2 separate regions of the Homo sapiens genome follow, and region 2 is linked to region 1. A link is an interaction called in ENCODE POLR2A ChIA-PET data of the cell type or tissue named here. Cell type or tissue: PC-3. All regions are shown on one strand.

Region 1 (2,500 bases):
GCCCAGTGAAGGCAAGTGGTAATGGAGATGAAAGGATGGATATGAAGAGTATCTAGGAGGTAAGCTTTATGAGTATGGTGATATGCTAGATGTGGAAGGAAAGGGGAGAATGGAGGATGACCCTGATTTGTGCAAGAGCAGCCCTTAAAGGTCACTAAGGAAGCAACCAGAAGGGTAGAAAGAACACCAAGAAGGTGAAGTGACTGAGGAGCTTTGGGCAGGGAGAGTGTCAGGACTGAGGAGAGTATGGTCTGCAATTTTTAATAAGCAGAGAGATTTAGTAAACTGAGAGCAGAAAAGCTGTCTAATGACTTGGGAGGTTAGAGGACACTGGTGATACTCACAAAAAAGTTATGGTGGGGAGGCCAGGTGGCCACACTGAAGTGGTCAAGTAAAAGAAAGGTAAAACAGTGAGGACTTTGAGTCTACTGCTGTATCAAGAAGCTTGGTTTTAAAAGAAAACACAGAGAAGGTGATAATGCGAAGGGGACGTGGAGTCAAAAAGATGTGCTTTTTAAAAGCAGGTAAAGCATTCATGTGTTTCACAAATCAAAAATTTTCACAGAGATGTAGCAAAAGGTCTCCCCGCAACTCCTGTCCCCATCTGCCCAGTTCCCCACCTTTCTGACCCTTCGTGTTGGTTGTTTCTGTTGCAATTTTTTATGTGCCCTTAAGAATGTGTTCAGATGGAAGAGAGGAAGGTTGAAGGTGCAGGAAAGCAGGTAATCAATAGAACAGGACCTTACTGGACCAGGAGAGGAAGGACTCAAAGCCCAGGTAGAGGGAATCACTTTGACTGCTAGGCCCATGAAGAAGACAGCCAATATGGTTGCACCTTTGGTTACATTTGTAGAAGGGCAGCCAGAAAATTAAGGGCATGATGGCACTTCTTTTCTTGGTGCAGAGAGAGACTGGTTCATCTGAGAGGAGGGGAGGTATGAAGTGATATCAGCCAGCGTTTACTGAATGCCTATATTTTGCTAAATACTTTGTGTAATTAAATCATCTAATCTTTACAGACATCCCATGAGATAGGTACTCTTGATAGCCCCATTCTGTAGGCAAGGAAACTGAGGGTTAGAGAGGTTAAATTACTTGCCACTTGTCACACAGCTAATAAAGTAGCCAAGCCCGCTCTCAGACCCAGGTCTGTCTGACTCTAGGCCCATATTCCTCCCATCATGTTCTTCTGCCTCCCCCTCTTCTCCTGAACTCTTCTCATCTTAAGGACTTCATTCTTCCCTCCTAAGCTCTGGTAATTTAATATGACAGTCTGGGAGTTACTCACTTTTATGGAAGTGCCGACACATTTCACAGACCTCTTGCACAGTGTAGTTGACTTTCCCAGAAGCACATCTCTCTGGAGCGGGAGGCAGCAGCCCAGAAATGCTGTCTCAGGAGGAAAATTGACATTTGGAGTTGGAGGTTTCTAAGTGGGATGCAGACCAGTGCTCTTCAGATTGTTCTATGCTATGACCTTTTCCCGTGGCGCACATTTTCTCCACTGTAGAGATAGCGAGGGCTTCTGTATTGCAGAGAGCACTGTGCTTTGAAGGGCCAGCTTTGTAATAGTAAAAGAGGAGAGGCAAAGGGGAGAGGGCCAGCAGGCCTGACTCCTTGGCGGCAGCAGGAATTGGGCTCCAGTCACTTGCTTAACACTGAGAAAAAGGAAAGAAGACAGGTGTGTTTTTGTTCTTAAGTCTCTTGCTTTCTAGTGGAGAACATTAAATTAACACCCAAAAAACAGAGAATGATGAAACAATAAATTGTGAGGCACTATGTAGTAATGAGCTCAGCGGAAGGAAAGCCCAGTGAATACTAGAGGAGGGATTTTAGCCGCAGCTTGCAGAAAAGGAGGCAGGCATCCTGCTAGGAAAAGTTCATGTGCTAGGAGGAGGTTTTGTCTTCACCAGCCTTCATTTTCAAAAAACAATTGGGAAATTGTTTCTGGCTCCTTGATGTTCTTAAAGTTTCCCCAGAACTGTCACTTTGAGGAACAATCATATGGATTCTAAGAGAAAGTTTTTAAAAAATTGCCAGGCTTTTCACATTTTAGGATTAAAAGGGACCTTAGAGGACATCAGATTAAATTCTTCACCCAATGCAAGAATCCCTTCTACAGCGTCTTTGACAGGTGGTTGTCCAGATTCTCCTTGATTGCTTCTGCTGACAGGGAGCTTAATACCTCAAGAGAAACCTCTTCTGCTGTCTAACAGTTTTATAAATTTTATTTTATTTTATTTTATTTTTTTTGAGATGGAGTCTCACTCTGTTGCCCAGGCTGGAGTGCAGTGGCATGATCTTGGCTCACTGCAGCCTCCACCTCCTGGGTTCAAGCAATTTTCCTGCCTCAGCCTCCTGAGTAGCTGGGATTACAGGCGCATGCCACCATGCCCAGCTAATTTTTGTGTTTTTAGTAGAGACGGGGTTTCATCATGTTGGTCAGGTTGGTCTCGAACTCCTGACCTCGTGATCTGCCCGCCTTGGCCTCCCAAAGTGC
Region 2 (2,500 bases), 84 kb after region 1:
AGGTAAGAGCGCGGGGTGCCGCGGGAGGAGCGGCCGGATCGCCGCCGAGGGGAGGCTGCCCGGCAGGGAGGGAGCCCCCTGGCCGGCGGGAGCGGCCGGGCAGGCGGCGCGGGGGGCGAGCCTCCAGCCGCAGGAGGAGCCGGGGTGCCTGCGCCCGGCCCTGCGCGCCCCCTCCTCTCGGCCGGGAGGGCGGGGAGGGAGTTTCCCACGTCCAAACTTTCCCCGGCGCGGAGCCGAGCCGCCTCTCGGCCCGAAGCCCGCAGCTCCCACCCGTCCCCACAACCTCGTCCGCCGCGCGCCCGGGAGCCTCCGGGACCCCCGCGGGCCGAGGGGTGGCAGCGCCAGGGGCCGAGCCGGCGCGCCAAAAGGGGCTGGGAAGGTGGCGCACAGCCCTGACGCGAGGGCTGGGACCCAGGCGTTCCCGGTCCCCCAACCCTGCTAGCGGGGCTCGGCTCCCCGGCCCCTCCCAGAGGCGGGGTCCGGGGCCGGGAAAATACCGCACGGCGCGAGCGTGTGCGCGCGGTGTGTGTGTGCGAGGTCGTGCCGCGTCCGGGGACACCCGGAGGCTGACTCCAGCCGCGGCGACACGCACGGTTCTGGTCCCCTCTGAGCCGGGGAGGCGGCCCACAGGGACCCCTGCCGGCCCCACCGGCGCGACCCCCCCTGCCCTATGGCCGTCGGGCGGGCTGGCGGTGAGCGAGAGCCAGCGCTGCTCTCTTCCTTAGGACCCGACTCCGGAGACACCGTCCCCGCTGGGGAAGAAGGACGGGGCCCCCGACAGCCTAACGTCCAAAGAGAGCGCCACTTAGGGCTAACCCTCGGGGGCCGCGGCGTTTACTGTGAAGAGTGGACTGCGTGGGCGCGCGGGGTGCCGGGCAGCCCTGGGTGGGCACAGTGTGGACCCGTCTCGCTCGCGCCTCCCCGCTGCCTCTTCTCTGGCAACGTCGGGCCCTGTCCCAGGCGGGGCTGCAGAGGGTAGGGCTGATCCAGGATCCCCCGAGGTCTCCCCGAGGTGCAGGGCACCCCCTTGTGGCGGGCAGAGAAGCTGCTGTTTGAAGCTGCTCAGGTCTTCCGAGGTGCTCGCTCCTTGGAACCTCTTCTCTCCAAACCCTTCGGGCGTCGCCAGGGTTGCGCATGCCAGCTTCTTTTTCCGTGGGGCTGATTCCAGCACTCCCCAGGTTTCTGGGGCTGGCCGAGGTGCCCCCAGCACAGGCAGCGGCTCATTTGAGGGCTTTGGCTGTTGCCAGCTCTCTCTCCCTCTCCACCCAGGTTCAGGATCTCATCCTCTTCTCCCACTGGTCAGCGCCAATACCCTATATCAGCATCACCACTGCCCTAGGGCCCAAAGGCTCCTCCCTAACCACCGCGACTCTCTGTCCTTCATTTGTATCCCGTATATGTGTCCATCAGTGCCCACTCCGTCCCCCTCAGTTGCCCCTAGTCTACAGCCCTTGTTGAAACTTGGCCTCTACACCCATAGTGACATCCTTTGGTCTTTGCCCACCAATGACCATTTCCTCGTCCCCCCCAACCCCGACCCATCTTCTATCCTGTCTGCCTCAGTTTTTCTGTAGCACTCAACTGTTCCCTGCCCCAGCCATTTCTCTACTTCACCCTTATTTCCCTCCTTGTCCCAGTGTCTGGGACACTCCTCTTCCATTCCTCCTGGAAGGGAAGGGCATTGCCAACATTTAAACACTGCTTCCTGGAGATGTCTGTGTGCCCTTCCCGGTCCACCACTGCCAGTGCCTCGGGGGCAGGTACTTTATAAAGCCAGCCAGGTCTCTCTCAGCTAAGGGGCACCTGTACCTCTTGGGTGGCCCCATCAGGGGACCCCTGGAGACAACCCCTTTCCCTATTCCTAACTGTGAGCAGCACATTGGAGACCACCTGGGCTGCCCTCTTTTCCATTTTCAAGGATTGGCAACAGCAGCCCGAGGTCACATGGTAAGCTATACCCAGAGCCGGAATAGGAACCCAGGCATCTTGACATCCAGGCCTCACCAACGCTGCTTATGTGTTGGGTAGGCCTGGGGCAAAACAGAGCCGTTTCTTGGCTTCACGCTGCAGGCAGGACAAGAAGACACTTGCTCTAAATTCAGCATGAGGTGTTCAAGTTAGACCCCCAGTGCTCCCAGGCCAGTGCCGGAGGAAAGCTGTTGAATGCCTTTAGCAGAGACGCCGAGTAGCAGAAGCAGAGGACAAAGTTTGGCCCCTAAAAGTGTGTTGTGACCTCCGGGTGAGTCACAGCCTTTCTGTCAAAAGGGTGGCTGTGATCTCTGGATGTTTCTGGTCGTGCTCTGGAATAATCATACCTAGAGGTTGGAACCCCCAAAGCCCCTGCTGCTTCCCCAGGCACTGGTCTTTCTGAGAGCTTTGCAGGAGCGCTGCATTCTGAAGTTGTCTGACAGGGGGCCGGGCCATAGCTAAGGCAGGGAGCCCAGGAGGGCCCGTCTCCTCCCGAGTTGGCAAAGTTCGGAGCAGCCAGTTTATTTACCAC

Evidence for each region. Peaks named below come from ENCODE experiments on the same cell type or tissue, not always from the same donor. Only the 100,000 strongest peaks of a DNase experiment are listed, where the experiment ranks them.
Region 2: POLR2A ChIA-PET joins it to region 1 with 5 read pairs; 9 of 35 experiments call an interaction of 5 or more read pairs at or near these places.

What each region holds. Positions count from the first base shown.
Region 1 is chr20:46,389,906-46,392,405 of GRCh38, reverse strand. All of the region lies in intron 6 of ELMO2 (engulfment and cell motility 2), which reads left to right. LOC124904917 (a long non-coding RNA gene) reads right to left here. Exons shown (of 3, transcript XR_007067614.1): 2 at 1,289-1,658. Among named protein-coding and RNA genes, the nearest start is that of ELMO2, 15 kb to the left of the region's middle. In PC-3, no CTCF peak of the experiment used is centred here; no DNase peak of the experiment used is centred here.
Region 2 is chr20:46,305,757-46,308,256 of GRCh38, reverse strand. It overlaps CDH22 (cadherin 22), which reads left to right. Exons shown (of 12, transcript NM_021248.3): 1 at 1-2. Among named protein-coding and RNA genes, the nearest start is that of CDH22, 1.5 kb to the left of the region's middle. In PC-3, CTCF peaks have their summits at 827 and 1,031 (motif pointing left); no DNase peak of the experiment used is centred here; H3K27me3 peaks cover 2,313 bases.